Linked DNA regions of Homo sapiens: region 2 is linked to region 1. Evidence: chromatin loops called from intact Hi-C (ENCODE). Cell type or tissue: heart right ventricle. All regions are shown on one strand. Links, peaks and the distances in the headings refer to the core of each region. The heading gives the core; the rest is flanking DNA. Region 1 has its middle 36 kb from the start of ULK4. Region 2 overlaps ULK4 (unc-51 like kinase 4).

Region 1 (8,649 bases), core at 468-8,467:
ACAGGGTTTTGCCATGTTGCCCAGGCCGGTCTCGAACTCCTGGCCTCAAGTGATCTGTCCGCCTTGGCCTCCCAAAGTGCTGGGATTGCAAGCATGAGCCTCCACGCCCGGGTGAAACCTCTCAATTTACCTCGTTTCTCCATCCTCTTCCTTCTCCTATGACTTCCCAGATTTTGTAGAAATAGCATATTTTAACTTGAAATTATATTTACTTTTTATACTTAAACATTTCTTTAGTAACCAATTCATTAACTATCTTCATCATATTACAAATTATTTAAACTTTTTCTTTTAAAAATATTTAACCACTATACTATGAGGAACAAATTATTTAAACTTTATTTTATTTTATTTTATTTTATTTTTTGAGATGGAGTCTCCTTCTGTTGCCCAGGCTGGAGTGCAATGGCATGATCTTGGCTCACTGCAGCCTCTGCCTCCCGGGTTCAAGTGATTCTCTCACCTCTGCCTCTGGAGTAGCTGGTACTACAGGCATGTGCCACCACGCCCAGCTAATTTTTACATTTTTAGTAGAGACAGAGTTTCACCATGTTGGTCAGGCTGGTCTCAAACCCCTGACCTCAAGTGATCCATCAGCCTTGACCTCCCAAAGTGCTGGGATTACAGGTGTGAGCCACCATGCCTGGCCAAATTATTTAAACTTTAAATCATACTGGTTTCAATGTTTATCACTATTTTTAAAATAAACCTTTTATATTAGAATAATTTTAGATTCACAGAAAAATTAAAAAGATAATACAAATTGTCTCCATATGCCCCACGCCCAGTTTCCCCTACTATTAACCTCTTACATTAGTATGGTACATTTGTCATAATTAATGAACATATACTGATGCTTGTTATTAATGATAGTCCTCATTTTGTTCATATTTACTTAGTTGTTACTGAATGTCCTTTTTCTGTTCCAGGATCCCATCCAGGATACCCCATTACATTTAATCATCTTGTCTCTTTGGGTTCTGCCTCTGACAGTCTTTCATACTTTCCTAGTTTCTGATGACCTTTCAATTTTGAGAATTGCTGATCAGGTATTTTTAGACTGTCACTTAATTGGTATTTGTCTGATCTTTTTCTCATAACCAGACTGGGGCTATTGGTTTTGGGGAGGAGGAGCATGGAGATAAAGGAGATAAAGTGCCATTCCCATCACATACTACTAAGGGAACATACTATTGGCATGACTTATTACTGTTGAGTCAATCTTGATCACCTCACTGCCTGAGGAAGTGTTTGTCAACTGTCTCCACTGTGAAGGTACTCTTTTTTTGTTTGTTTGTTTTTGAAACAGAGTCTCACTCTGGAGTGCAGTGGCGCAATCCCAGCTCACTGCAACCTTCATCTCCCGGGATCAAGTGATTCTCCTGTCTTCTGCCTCAGCCTCCCGAGTAGCTGGGACTACAGGTGTGCACCACCATACCCGGCTAATTTTTGTATTTTTAGCAGAGACAGGGTTTTGCCATGTTGGCCAGGCTGGTCTCGAACGCCTGACCTCAGGTGATCTGCCCACCTTGGCCTCCCAAAGTGCTGGGATTACAGGCATGAGCCACGATGCCCAAGCCATACTGTACTCTTTTGAAGGAAGTCACTAAGCACAGCCCACACAGACAGAGTGGGAGTTATGCTCCATCTGTTAGAAGTGGAGTTCTACATACTTTATTTGGAATTCTTCTGTATGGGAGATTTTTTTTCTTCTTCCCCATGTATTTATTCATTTATGTATTTATGTCAACATGGATTCATGGATATTTATTTTGTACTTTGAGTTATAATCCAATACTACTTTATTTATTTTGTTGCTCAAATTCTTCCAGCTTTGGCCACTGGAAACTTTTTCAGTTGACTCCCATGCCCCTTTGACATAAACCCCATGATTGTGGGTTTAGTTTTTGTTTTAGTATGTCTTTACTTCCTGGCATTACAAGATACTCCAGGTTCATCTTGCATCACTGTGTTTTGCATGTGGTCTTTTAGCCTTTTTATTCGGATTATTATTATTATTAATTTTTATTCATTTTTTTTTGAGTCGGAGTCTCACTTGGTCACCCAGGCTGGAGTGCAGTGACACGATCTCAGCTCACTGCAACCTCTGCCTCCTGAGTTCAAGTGATTCTCCTGTCTCAGCCTCCTGAGTAGCTGGGACTATAGGCGCATGCCACCATGCCTGGCTAATTTTCGTATTTTTAGTAAAGACGGGGTTTCACCATGTTAGCCAGGATGGTCTCTACCTCTTGACCTCGTGATCTGCCCACCTTGGCCTCCCAAAGTGCTGGGATTACAGGTGTGAGCCACCACACCCAGCCCTATTATTATTATTATTTTGAGACAGGGTCTCGCACTGTCACCTGGGCTGGAGTGCAGTGGTGCTATCTCGGCTCACTGCAACCTCTGCCTCCCGGGTGCAAGCGATTCTCCTGCCTCAGCCTCCCAAGTAGCTGGGATTGCAGGCGCCTGCCTCCACGCCCAGCTAATTTTTTTGTATTTTTAGTAGAGACAGGGTTTCACCATGTTGGTCAGGCTGGTCTCAAACTCCTGACCTCGCGATTTGCCCACCTTGGCTTCCCAAAGTGCTGGGATTACAGGCATGAGCCACCGTGCCAGCATTTTTTTTTTTTTTTTTTTTGAGACAGAGTTTTGCTCTTGTTGCCCAGGCTGGAGTGCAGTGGTGCGATCTCGGCTTATTGCAACCTCAGCCTTCTGGGTTCAAGCGATTCTCCCACCTCAGCCTCCTGAGTAGCTGGGATTACAGGCATGTGCCACCACATCCAGCTAATTTTGTATTTTGTTGTTGTTGCTGTTTTAGTAGAGATGGGTTTTCTCCATGTTGGTCAGGCTAGTCTCAAACTCCCGATCTCAGGTGATCCGCCCACCTTGGCCTCCCAAAGTGCTGGGATTACAGGCATGAGCCACCGCGCCCTGGCCTTTTGTTTGTTTTTGAGACAGGGTCTCACTCTGTCACCCAGGCCGGAGTGCAGTGCCATGATCACTACTCACTGCAGCCCTGACCTCCCACCTGCCTAATCCTCCTAAGTAGCTGGGACCACAGGCACGCACCACCATGCCCAGCTAATTTTTTTATTATTATTTGTAGAGACAGGGGGTCTCCCTATGTTGCAGAGGCTGGTCTTGAACTCCTGGACTCAAGTGATCCTTCCCCTTTGGCCTCCTAGAGTGTTGGGATTACAGGTGTGAGCCACCGCACCTGGCTCCTACTGTGTATTCTTAAGTAAGATTAATGTCTCAAAGCATGATGTAGGCTGATGCAAGAAAAAAATTAATGTCATATTTTGATAAATATAAAATTGTTAAACATTTAAAAATAAATATATTAAAGAAATAGAAACACGCTGTAAAACTTTCAAAACAGTTGAGATGGGCAGAAAAAGAACCAATAAAATGTGCTCTATCCAACAGAGTTTTGAAATGGGAGGAGGGTGGTAAAGGAAACAATGACTTCAAGTTTCTTCAAATTGTGTGTTATTTCTTCTGCGTGCCCCTGGGATGGGCAACCTTGAAGGATGCTTTGGACAAGGCTTCTAAATGGAAGCAAACACAAATTTGAGTTCTTGTCAAAAGAAATACCCACCCTCTCTGCAGCAATGTCCAAGATGATCAGCCATAGATGTTCCTGCATTTTGGTCTTGGTTTTGTGCTTCTGTTGCAAAAACCATCCCACATGGGTTGGGGTAGTTTTTGTGTCCTGTTACATTCAGTGATTCAAATAAAATGAAAGGCATAAACACTCCTCATTTCTATTCCTGAAAGTCCTTCTTGGTCGATTAAAGTGACAAGCCTGGTACCTTCCTTTAAGAGCCTGCTGCTGCTGAGTCCTCAATTTAATTGGTCTATGTGGCATGAGTTTTGGAAGAATAAATATATTCTCCCTGATACTTGCCCTTAGCTAAGTTAGCTTCATCTTTGCCAAGTTCTTACAATCTACTTGGAGGTCATTTCTTTGGGGCTTATTTATATCTAAGGCCCAGTCAGAGCAACAGGAATCTATTCATATGGGTCGACTGCATGATTTTGTTAAATGTGTTAAATTTAGTAACACCAGGAGGAAAACATTCTACTAGCTAGTGCTGAGCAGTGCATGGTTGTTACTTTTGTTTTCTTCTCACAGTACTTGCAGCACAGAAACAGCTGACCCTGCCACTCCTCACCTCATCGCCCAATGTGGCATCATCACAGTGTCTAAGAAGTTTCCTTGGAGGATCTGTGCTTACTTTAACAGTTGCCAACACATAGGCCTTGTGCTAAACTCTGACCAAATGCAAAACAGTAACAGTAAGAGAAGTGTCTTAGTTTGGGTTCCCCCTAAAGTAGCCCCTGAGATATGCAATTTATCTGGAAGTGATCCCAGGAAACACCGGCAGGGGGACAGAGAATTGAGACAGGAAAGGAAGGTAGCTGCTGATGAAGGGTGCTTTATCAAGCAAAAATAACTGGAGCCCAATCACTTGAAGGAAGTCTGGAAGCCAGCAGAGAACGTACACTGCCCGAAGAGACAAAGGAACAGGGACTTCTGGAAGATCTTCAATTCCCCATAACTTCCAACCCACTGCATCGAGCAGAGCAGGCTTCAGTAGCCAGAGGATTAGGACAGCATGCTGGCAGCTGGTGCTGGCTCCACTACAGCTGTAAGGCTGTGGGGGATATGGGCAGAGCCCCAGCACTGTCCCCTACAATAGGTTTTTCCCAGTTCTTATCAAATAATTCTTTCAGATGTCATAACATGGTGTGATAATTCTTGTACCTTGCCTGACCATATGTAGTGGCATCTTCTTTTGGTAACAGGCCCTAAACTTTAGTCCCAACAGCCATGACCCAGCTGGGCCAATCATAAAATCTCATGCTTCCAAGTGAAACATAAAGTGAGCTAAAACCATAATCTTGTAATTTGAACTGATAAAGCTTTTTCTTTACAAAACATTTTCAGAATAACATAAAATAAATTGAATAAAAGTAGATATTTTGGCCAGGCGTGGTGGCTCACACCTGTAATCCCAGCACTTTGGGAGGCCGAGGCAGGTGGATCACCTGAGGTCAGGAGTTCGAGCCAGACTAACCAACAGGGTGAAACCCCATCTCTACTAAAAATACAAAAAATTAGCTGGGTGTGGTGGCAGGTGCCTGTAATCCCAGCTACTCAGGAAGCTGAGGCACGAGAATTGCTTGAACCCAGAGGCAGAAGTTGCAGTGAGCCGAAATTGCACCACTGCACTCCAGCCTGGGCGACAGAGTGAAACTCCATCTCAAAATATATATATATATATATATATATATATATATATATATATATATATATATATATATAAAATATATAAAATATAAAAAAATACTCTGTCTCAAAAAACAAACAAACTGCTGTGTTGTGGCATGACATTTTAGGTTTTATTTATTTTTTTAAGACAGAGTCTTTCTCTGTCACCCAAGCTGGAGTGCAGTGTCACATTTTGGCTCACTGCAACCTCTGCCTCCCAGGTTCAAGCAAATCTTATGCTTCAGTCTCTTGAATAACTGGGATTACAGGGGCTCACCGCTGCACCTGGCTAATTTTTGTATTTTTAGTAGAGACGGGGTTTCACCATGTTGCCCAGGCTGGTCTTGAACTCCTGGCCTCAAGTGATCCACCCACCTTGGCCTCCCAAACAGCTGGGATTATAGGCATGAGCCACCGCGCCAGCAGGTTTACTTATTTTTTATTTCAGTTTTGTCCACCCTAACAAATATACTCCCTGATGCCCACCCTTGAACTTCCATGGACTCTGGGCTTGGGTCAAGATTGCTCAGGGGAAAACAAAACAAAACATAGAAAGAGAGAGCTAGAAGCATGTTGCTACACTTAAAATATCAGTTACCAGAAACTCAGAAAGGCATACAAATTTGGAAAGATTTAAATAAGAGCAACTAAAGAATTAAAATAGCAGAGGTATTTTTCCATGAGGATAAACTGTGACTAATTCTCTTTAGCTTGGGGCTGAGCATGGTGGCTCATGCCTGTAATCCCAACACTTTGGGAGGCCAAGGTGGGAGGATCCCTTGGGTTCTAGAGTTCAAGAGCAGCTTGGACAACACAGTGAGACCCCCGTCTCTACAAAAATTTCTTTTAATTAGCCAGATGTGGTGGCACACGCCTGTAGTCCCAGCTACTCAGGAGGCTGAAGTGGGAGGATTGCTTGAGTCCAGGTGTTCTAGGTTACAGTAGACTACAATTGTGCTTCTTCTGCACACCAACTTGGGTGACAGGGCAAGACCCAGTCTCAAACAAAAAAAAAAAGAAAAAAGAAAAAAAAATACTCTTTAGTAGCTTAGGAAGAGGATTAGATGAGCTCAAAGTCCATAAAAGCTGAGATTTAGCTGGTGTCAACATACCATAAACGGAAAGTAGTATGGGACACCCATTACCCCAAGAATATTATTGTATAACTTGAATACAAATAGGATCTAGCAAGGTTTTGATAGGTGGTCACTTTATAATGGGTTGTGAAAGGGAAGTTAAGGAGGTTCAGGAAATATTCTCAAGATCTTTTAACTTTGATATGAGAAATGAGAATTACTACACTCTCCACATCCAACAAAACAGTAAAATGTTAATCAATGAAGGTATTCCAAGTCATATGGATCTTTGGTTAGATCCTGAAGGTTTGATCCAATCAACAAATATTTATTGAGCAACTACTATGTTCTAGACGTTGTGCTGAGAATACATCTGAGAATAAGACTACCTTGTGAATTAAGAGGGTTTAAGAAAATAAATAATATAATATATTAAAATGTGCTAAATTTTAAAAAAGACAGAGCAGGGTAAGGGGCATTGAGAGTGCCGGGGGAAAATAAGTGGCAGTATTAATGAGATGGTTCAAGGAGGCCTCATTGGTGAGCCATGTGGCTCATGCCTATCATCCCAGCACTTTGGGGGACCAGGAGGGAGGATGACTTGAGGCCAGGAGTTTGAGACCATCCTAGGCAATATAGCGAGACCTTGTCTCTACAAAAATGAAAATAAAAAATTAGCCAGAACGATGATGTGCATCTATAGTCCCAGCTACTCAGGAGGCTGGGGCAGGAGAATTGTTTGAGCCCAGGAGTTCGAGGTTGCAGACAGCTATGATCATCCCACTGCATTCCAGCCTGGGTGACAGAACAAGACCCCTGTCTTAAAAAAAAAAAAAATAAGTCTTATTGAGATGAGGAGAAGAGCCATAAGGATAAGTAGAGGAAGAACAATCCAGGCAAAGGAAATGGCCAGTGCAAAAGTTCTGAGGTGACAGTGTCTCTGGCATGTTCAAGGAACAGCAAGGAGACTATTTTTCCTGTGAAGTTAGTGAGTTGGAGAGAAGAGGAAAATGAAGTCAGTGGGATGAGGGGAGTAGACGGTGTAGGTCTTGTGGGCCATGGTAGAGACTTTTTTTTCTTGAGACAGGGTTTCACTCTGTCACCCAGGCTGGAGTGCAGTGTAACAAACACGGTTCAGTGCAGCCTCAACCTCCTGAGCTCAAGCAGTTTTCCCATCTCAGCCTCCCAAGTAGCTGGGACTACAGGTGTGCACCACCACTCCTGGCCCTGTAAAAACTTTTGCTTACATTCTGGGAGGAATGGGGAACAATTGGAGGGTTTTGAACGGAGGAGAGCCACGATGTGACTCACATTTTACAAGATCATTGGCTACTGCATTGAAAAATGGACTGAGGTAGGGCAGGGGCAGAGGGCAGGTGAACAAGTAAGAATTTAGGAGGTTCTTGCAGGAATGCAGGAGAAATGATGGTGGTTTGGACTAGGATGGAGGCAGTGAAGGCAGTAAGAAGTAGGTTCTGGATTATATTTTGAAGGTAGAACCAACAGGTTTTCCTGATAAATTGGATGTGGGGTGAAAAAAAAGGGAGAAGTCAGAGATAAATATAAGGTTTCTGCCTGGACAATTGAAATCTAGGAAACTGTGGAATAGTAGAATTTTTAGAAGTCCAGCAGCTCAGTTTTGGGCATAATAAGGTAGAGATGCCTATTAGACATCCAAATGCCAGTGTCAAGTAGGAAGTTTGTTTACATGAGTCTGGAGTTCAGAGGGAAAGTCTGGACTGGAAGTATAAACTTGGAGTTATCTATGTGTAGATGGTGTTTAAAGCCTTGAGATTAGATGAGATCACTAAGGAGTGAGTGTAGAGTGCAGTTTCCTAGAATCCAAGTAAAGAAAGTGTTCCAAGAAGAAAGATGACAAAAGTTGTGTCAAATGTGGCTGAGAGGTCAAGTAAAAGGAGAACTGATAATGGACCCTAAATGTAGCAATGTGGAGGTCAATGGTGACCTTGACTGGGTGGAGTAGTCTCAGTGGAATGGGTTTCAGGAAAAAATGGACAGAATTGAGACAGTGACGATAAGCAATTCTTTCAAATAGCTTTGTTATGAAGGATGACAAAAAACAGGGTGGCATCTAGAGGTGGAAGTAAAGTCAAGAGAGTTTTTTTCTTCTATTCAAGATGGAAGAAATATAGGGCAGGCATGGTGGCTCAAGTCTGTAATCCCAGCACTTTGGGAGGCTGAGGCTGGTGGATCACTTGTGGCCAGAAGTTCGAGACCAGCCTGGCCAACACAGTGAAACCCCATCCCTACCAAAAAATACAAAAATTTGCC
Region 2 (8,649 bases), core at 235-8,234, 83 kb before region 1:
GGAGGCTGCAGTGAGCCAAGATCGCACCACTGCACTCTAGCCTGGACAACAGAACAAGACTCCATCTCAAAAAAATAAAATAAAAATAAATGAAAGAATAAAAAAGTATTTAAAGAAAAACAGAACCTCTTCTTTTCTGTAAGTATTTATCCAAATAAAGAAGCTTTTGCCTTCAAAGCATTAACAACAACAACAAAAACTGGGTGCATTGGCAGGCAGATGGCTCAAACCCAGGAGTTTGAGACCAGCCTGAGCAACACGGCAAAACACCATCTCTACAAAAAAATTAGCCAGGCATGGTGGCACACACCTGTAGTCATAGCTACTTGAGAGGCTAAAGTGGCAAGATCACTTGAATCCAGGAGGCAGAGGTTACAATGAACCAAAATCACGCCACTGCACTCCAGCCTGGGCAATAGACGGAGATCTTGTCTCAAAAACAAAACAAACCAAACAAGCTGGACTTCTGAAATTTTAAGTTCAATTCTATTTTAAGTTAAAGAACAAAATGAAGAGGCATTAATTCTTACAAATGGAAATAATGAGTTGCTTTGGTAAAAAAATAAGTTGGTTTGGTTAAAAATTTTCAAAAATCCTGTACATAGCAAAATCTACATTTCACTGGCCACGACCTAACTGTAACTTTGAAATTGGAGAGTGAAACTGGCATTTGGCACTAAAATTCCTGTTCTTTATCTCTGTGTAACAAAGTTTGCACCAAGATAGCAGATGCTTTAAGAAAATTTAACTTTTGTCTTGCACTGATCCCTCTTTTTTCATTTTACCTACCTGAGAAGAAACATGGATTCATTCAATTGACCCTCAAGAGTACTCTTAGGCCGAAACTCAGTTGGATTTTCTGTAGCAGGAAAGTAATATGTTATCCAGAAAAGAACAAAAATATCATATGCAAGGCATAACGTACACAAAGATTTAAAGGGACATAACACTGAAATTAGGAACTCTCTCAAACAACATTCTAAGTAGCATGAATGTGCTCAAATAAAACTTACCTAGTCTGAAAGAGTGACCTAGTGGTTGACCACTCTTGTGCCCTTTTGCTTGTCTACTCTGAGAGTTCTGCAAAAGCTCCTTGGAATCTTGTGGCCCAGAACACTCCATAGTGTTTCTGCTATTATTGGAGAAAACCAACACAATCAAACTTACTTTGGAGTTCTCTATAGTTTTATGTTAGAGAAAAAGAGGTTGGAGAAGATAATTAAATTACACATGACATTTAGCAAAGTTACAGAATCTCTTAACTTTATGCCTCCCTCATCCACATAGCCATCAAAGACCGGCAGGAAAGCTACGTCACTGTAGTCCCTCAAGATCCAGGCTAAGGCCAGGCGTGGTGGTACACACCTGTAATCCCCGCACTTTGGGAGGCCGAGGCAGACGGATCACTTGAACTCAGGAGTTTGAGACCAGCCTGGGCAACATAGTGAGACCTTGTCTCTACTTTTTTGTTTTTAACAATTTTTTTTAATTTAAAAAAAAAAAAGATCCAGGCTGACAGACCAGGCATGGTGGCTCACGCCTATAATCCTAACACTTTGGGAGGCCACAGCGGGCAAATCGCTTGAGGCCAGGAGTTTGAAACCAGCCTGGGCAACATGGTGAAACCCTGTCTCTACTAAAAATACAATAAATAGCTGAGTGTAGTGGCACACACCTATAGTCTCAGCTACCCAGGAATCTGAGGTAGGAGGATCACCTGAGCCCAGGGAGGTCAAGGCTGCAATGCACCATGATTGTACCACTACACTCCTGCCTAGGTGACAGAGTGAGACGTTGTCTCAAAAAAAAAAAAAAAAAAAAATCCAGGTTGGAACTCCATTTTGACATTTTTCTTCCCAATTACCTCATCATGTAGTAAATTACCACTGCTCTTCAACTTTGCATCTGGGAATAACACACATTGCTTTTACTAACATTTTGTTACCAGAAACAAGTCACATGACCACACCTAACATAAAGAGGAGAAAAAAGATCCTACCATTTACTTGGGAGGTGGGAAGCCAGATGTATTTGGTAACAGAACTAATGACTATCATATTATATCAATGACTGAAGAATAACAACAGAAAATATGCAAAATCAAGAACATAAAAATATCATGAGTAAACTCCTCAAGCAACCCTTAATTAAACAAACGCTGGATTTTCTCCTACTACGAAAGCAGAGAAATTCCAGTCATTGATGTTGTATATTTAGAACAGTAATGGGCTTAAGTGTCCAGTAACTATGTCCCATACACAAAGGTAAGTGTATACTACCTGAGACTGAGATCTTCGACGCTTGATTCCTGATCTGCTCCAGCAAAAGCTTTCTTCCAAAATGAATGCTGCAGTAGCCTTGTCCAAGTCAATCTTTAAAAAACATAAATGTTAAAACTCTACTTTAACATGATTTACCATGAAAAATTCCCAAGACATGTCCCAATTACACATAGCAGATTTTACAAGGTACACATGTACCTTTGAAATCATTTTATATTTTATTATTTCATTTTTGTATGCTATTAACCTCTTTTAGACAGCAAGATAAAAAGAAACAATTCAGAAGCATTAAATGGTACAGAATGAAACAGTCTGATAACTAAGCATTAGAAGTTTCAGGGTTCAAATTCCATAGAGTCTGGTTTCTCCAACCAGCCTAGGAAAAACGGAGTCGATAAATAATTTGAAATTCTTTTTTTTTTTTTTTTTTTTTTGAGACGGAGGCTGGCTCTGTCACCCAGGCTGGAGTGCAGTGGCGCGATCTCGGCTCACTGCAAACTCTGCCTCCCGGGTTCACGCCATTCTCCTGCCTCAGCCTCCCGAGTGGCTGGGACTACAGGCGTCCGCCACCACGCCTGGATAATTTTTTGTATTTTTAGTAGAGACGGGATTTCACCGTGTTATCCAGGGTGGTCTCGATCTCCTCACCTCGTGATCCACCCGCCTCCGCCTCCCAAAGTGCTGGGATTACTGGCGTGAGCCACCGTGCTCAGCGTAATTTGAAATTCTAAAGTAAATATATCAGATATCTATAATCCTGTCATCCTTTATTTCACAACAGAGGCAAGATTATTTTACTTACCCTAACTGACACATTTAAGTTTTGGAACTATTCTGTTGGAAATTCATTCAGGAATAAATAAGAATATCAGCCCAGGTGTAGTGGCTCACACCTGTAATCCCAGCATTTTGGGAGGCCAAGGTGGGTAGATTGCTTGAGTCCATGATTTTGAGGCCAGCCTGGACAATGTGGCAAAACCCCATCTCTACAAAAAATACAAAAATTAGTTGGGTGTGGGGGCCCACACCTATAATCCCAGCTACTTGGGAGGCTGAGGTGGAAGAATCTCTTGAGCCTGGGAGGGAGAGGTTGCAGTGAGCCAAGATCACACCACTGCACTCCAGCCTGGGTGACAGAGTGAGACCCCGTCTCCGGGAGGGGGTGCGGCGGTGGGAGGAAAGAATATCAGCTTCATAACCATATACATTCACACCTTGTTTAGGAATCAAAATAATATTACCTAGCTAGTTCACTTGCATTAAAATGACTTTAGGTTGTATTTAAAACTCAGGCTCACTTTCAAAAGATTAAGTTTCACTACTAATAGAGTATACCTCTAGATATACTCACCAGAGTGGGAAAATTAAGCCTGACTGAAATTTTAAAACAAAAAAGAAAAGAATTTATAGTCGACTAATCATTCAAAATTTCTGTATTAAATAAAATTACTTCAATCAAAAGTAAAACACAAATAATAGAATTTGCAACCACATATAATATTCCTTTACACAAAGGTTCTTATGGTTCACTAAAGGAGAAATAAAAATAGCCAACAAAGTAAAATGTATTTTCATCCATCAAACTGACAAAAATGTAGATCAACAAGGCACACTGTAGATGAGAGTGGGAGGGAAGGAGCTTTCTAACATATTGTTGCTGGGAGTGTAAATCAGCACATGTTCCTAGAATGCAGGAAATGTATCAAACTTTTTAAATGCTCTTAGCCTTTGGCCAGCCATTTCATTTTGAGAAATTCACATCAAAGAGATAACTAACCAAGTAAACCCAAAAAAATTTTAAAAATTCACAAAAGGATATTTACTGTAACAACACATATAATATTCCAAATCAAGAGGCATTCTAAACGTTTACTTTTTTATAGGTAATTGTATATACGTTCTACAGCCATTTAAAATGACCAGGCAGCCAGGTACAGTGGCTCACACCTGAAATCCCAGCACTTTGGGAGGCCGAGGCAGGCGGAACTGCTTGAGGCCAGGAGCTCGAGACCAGCATAGCCAACATGGTGAAACCCCATCTCTACTAAAAACACAAAAATTAGCTGAGGATGGTGGCACGCGCCTGAAATCCCAGCTACTTGGGAGGCTGAGGCATGAGAAACACTTGAACCCAGGTTGCAGTGAGCCAAGATTGTGCCACTGCACTCCAGCCTGGGTGACAGAGCAAGACTCAGAAATGGAAATGGAAAAATATGCATAATGTACCATGAGAGAAAAAAGTAGGTTATGGAGTGGTCCCATGTAAGCAAAAAATTATATAGCATACAGTTATAAATGTAGGGATATGTGGATACACCGTCTTAAGTAAATTAGGTATAGTTACATCCTATCAAAAGATGTCTGAAAAATTATCCACCAAAATAACACTAATGTTGAAAGCATTCTAATATAAGTAAAGGATGTTTGTCCTACAGCTTATACAAAAATCAGCATTTCCTTCTGCAGTTTTTAAAATATATTTAATAAAAGAATGGATTCTTGTATATGCTACACTAAATTTATTCTCCATTTTATAAACGGAACCCTCCTCCCATCACCCCATCCCAGTTACCTAGTGACAGAACCAGAACTAGAAACTAGTTGTTTGGGCCTCTTTCCCACTCTGGTCTACCTCCTAGCCTCCCCTACCCTGTGCCTCAACAATGATTTCTAACATTGCCATCACTGACAGAAAATTCACAAGGTGCCTATTATCCTATCACTTAATAGCCCCATTATGACAGGAGTGTCATAAAACCTGTTTTTATGACACTCAGTTAACAGCATCTTAACTTGACAATATCATCCCTCGGTCAATAGTCAAACAGTTTTAGCCTGAAATACAAAATACAAGAAATGGTACCTCTTGGATTTGGGAGTTATAAGAAAATTTGTCAACTACTTAATACATGAAAAGAGAAACTGACTTCAAAAATTCCTCATGATTAAAAACACCTGCAAACTGAGAGAAAAACTTTTAATCCGAAGTCAGACTTCTTTAAAAAATAATAATTTGAATAGCTATTTGTATATTAAGAACAGCACCATTTTAGAAGTACATAAAAGGGGGAAAAGATTTCATTATTTATTCCCATTAAAATACTGCCCCTTACTCCATTTGCAGAACTCAAAAGAAAAAGAAAAAAAGATCGAACTACTGTCCCTACCTTTTCTGAGGATCTCTTTGAAGTAACCCATCAAGCAAATTAATAAAATCTGAAGAAGCTTTAGGACGAGAAGAATCTATAAATGAATTAATTTCCAAGAAAAAATGATAAGTAGTAAATACATATCAATTTTATTTTTATCTCTTACATCAACATTTAAAGCAATAGTATTTTAAACACATACATTATTATTAAGAGAACACTAAATCCATTAACAACAATTATATCCTCTATTTAATGGGGCAGGATGGGGAGGTACAGAACACAAAGATTAAAAACATTTTTTCCTAGATCACAAAAAAGAAATGTAAATCTCAAAAACTAAGTCTTAACAAACCTCTAAGCCTTCTCTTCACTGAACAATCCCAATAAGGATCACCAGCTTAACAAACTCAAACACTTGTCTTCAACTATTTTGGGGGAGTTTTTTGAGATAGAGTCTTGCTCTGTCACCCAGGGTGGAGTGCAGTGGCACCATCATGGTTCACTCCAGCCTCTACCTCCCAGGCTCAAGTGATCCTCTCACCCCAGCCTCCAGAGTAGGTGGGACTACAGGCATGCACTACCATGCCTGACTAATTTTTGTTTATTTTTTATAGAGATGGGGTCTCACTATGCTGCCTAAGTTAGTCTCCAACTCCTGGGCTCCAGTGATCCACCTGCCTTGGATCTCCTAAAGTGCTGCAATTACAATTACAAGTGTGAGCCACTATGCTCAGCTCCAACTATTTTTTTTTTTTTTTTTTTGGAGAATGAGTTTCACTCTTCTTGCCCAGGCTGGAGTGCAATGGAGCGATCTCAGTTCACTGCAACCTCTGCCTCCCAGGTATATGCGATTCTCCTGTCTCAGCCTCCCAAGTAGCTCGGATTACAGGCATGTGCCACCATGCCTGGCTAATTTTTTTGTATTTAGTAGAGACAGGGTTTCACCATGATAGTCAGGCTGGTCGTGAACTCTTGACCTCAGGTGATCCACCCACCTCAGCCTCCCAAAGTGCTAGGATTACAGGTGTGTGCCACCATGCCCGGCCCCAGCTTAACTATTAATTATACCTTATTCTTTTAAGTATTCCTAACTTGAACAACTAAGAATATTTGCAATCCCTCTTTTAAGATTTTTAACAGAAATAAGAAGCATTATAATATGACACTGTCCAATACCACTAATCTCATAATGTTTTGTCTTTTTAAATTAGTTATATACCATATCCAGGTCATCAGTCTATGGTTAAAAGTAGTAGTAATGGCCACACATTGTGGCTCATACTTGAAATCCCAGCACTTTGAGAGGCCAAGGCAGGCGGATCACTCGAGGCCAGGAGTTCAAGACAAGCTAGGCTACATACCAAGACCTTGTCTCCACCAAAAAATTAAAAAATTAGCCATTCCCAGTGGTGTGCCCCTATAGTCCCGGCTACTTGGGAGGTTGACTGCACCACTGCACTCCAGCCTGAGTGACACAGCAGCACAGCAGAACCCTGTCTCTCAAATATATATATATGTATATATAGCAATAATTTTTGTAGAATCCTGTTTTCATTTATGTGTCTTAAGATAAACTTTAACAATGTATAGCAAAATGTTTTACTACACTTGTGCCTTCTTTTGTTTTCCTTTCCTTAAAAATTATTGCTGATAGATCATTATATTAACCACAATTTATATGATTAAAGTTCCAACACTTTAAAAATAATACAACTGTATCTAATTTTAAAGATTTTTAGGCCGGGCGCAGTGGCTCACGCCTGTAATCCCAGCACTTTGGGAGGCTGAGGTGGGTGGATCATGACATCAGGAGTTTGAGACCAGCCTGGCCAAGATGGTGAAACCCCGTCTCTAATAAAAAACAAAAAACAAAAAATTAGCCGGGTGCCGTGGTGGGCACCTGTAGTCCCAGCTACTCGGGAGGCTGAGGCAGGAGAACTGCTTGAACCCGGGAGGCGGAGGTTGCAGTGAGCCGAGAACACGCCACTGCACTCCAGCCTGGGCAACAGAGCAAGACTCTGTCTCAAAAATAAATAAATAAATAAATAAATAAATAAATAAATAAATAAATAAAGATTTTTAAAACTTATAAGGGTAGCATTCTGATTCATCAAGATAAGGAAATGGTGAATTTGTTCCAACAGGAGATAGAAATAACCACATGGGATACGACTACAAAGTAAGTAAATGGTACATACAAAAAGCAATGTCACATAAGGGTTTAAGTTTTTTAAGTCTTTAAGCCATACTTTTTATGATATAGATGCACAAAATAGTTTTTAAATGAGGGAAATCTATTAGTACTTTGTTTTCTGTTTCAGCATCTTTAAAAAATGGCAAAAGAAATACTAACATTTCTAAAAATATCAACTTGGGATCATTTATAAAAGATAACTTTGGGGAGTTATGAATCAATAAAAGCAAACGTTGGATAAAGGTACACCTTTAATCAGTGTAAAATGTAAATTAATTCCATTTATCATAAGAAATCTTACCTTTCGGAATAGGTGGCAAAGGATCTTCACATAAGATCTTTTCAGTTAATTCTGAAATACTTTCTGAGAAGAATGGAGGTTTTCCTGAAATCACATGAAAACTTGCAAAATGAAAGAAGTCTGCTATCACCAATAATTCTTTTTTTTTTTTTTTTTTTTTTTTGAGATGGAGTCTTGCTCTGTCACCCAGGCTGGAGTGCAGTGGCGCAATCTCGGCTCACTGCACACTCCGCCTCCTGGGTTCAGGCCACTCTCCTGCTTCAGCCTCCCCAGCAGCTGGGACCACAGGCGCACGCTGCCACGCCCAGCTAATTTTTTGTATTTTTAGTAGAGATGGGGTTTCACCGTGTTAGCCAGGATGGTCTCAATCTCCTGACCTCGTGATCCGCCCGCCTCGATCTCCCAAAGTGCTGGGATTACAGGCGTGAGCCACCACACCTGGCCTTGCTATCACCAATAATTCTAATCTCAACTACAGATATTTCAAGATTATACAACTTATAGAAAAAATATATAGCAATAGCTATTTAATGCCTAGTATGTACGAGGCACTGCCTATATATTTCTCTTACTTCAAAATGTATTATCATCCTAACAAATACACAAACACACATATGGACCACTACTATGAACCAATGGGTGCATGGGCCATTCAAATCATCTGAATAATACACAATTGCAAGGCATCTTTACAAAAATTTCTAATAATCACAATTTTTG

What was found. Peaks named below come from ENCODE experiments on the same cell type or tissue, not always from the same donor. Only the 100,000 strongest peaks of a DNase experiment are listed, where the experiment ranks them.
Region 2: a loop joins it to region 1, with 2.4 times the contacts of the local background. A loop is called at or near these places in 8 of 110 quality-filtered maps.

Annotation. Positions count from the first base shown.
Region 1 is chr3:41,993,735-42,002,383 of GRCh38, forward strand. No RefSeq gene overlaps it. Among named protein-coding and RNA genes, the nearest start is that of ULK4, 36 kb to the left of the region's middle. RefSeq lists a silencer at 5,545-5,756. In heart right ventricle, for the core only: a CTCF peak has its summit at 4,405; a DNase peak (open chromatin) is centred at 4,587; H3K27ac peaks cover 956 bases.
Region 2 is chr3:41,910,528-41,919,176 of GRCh38, forward strand. ULK4 (unc-51 like kinase 4) reads right to left here. Exons shown (of 37, transcript NM_017886.4): 7 at 7,930-8,013; 8 at 5,450-5,525; 9 at 2,280-2,372; 10 at 1,014-1,132; 11 at 790-859. Among named protein-coding and RNA genes, the nearest start is that of ULK4, 47 kb to the right of the region's middle. In heart right ventricle, for the core only: no CTCF peak of the experiment used is centred there; no DNase peak of the experiment used is centred there.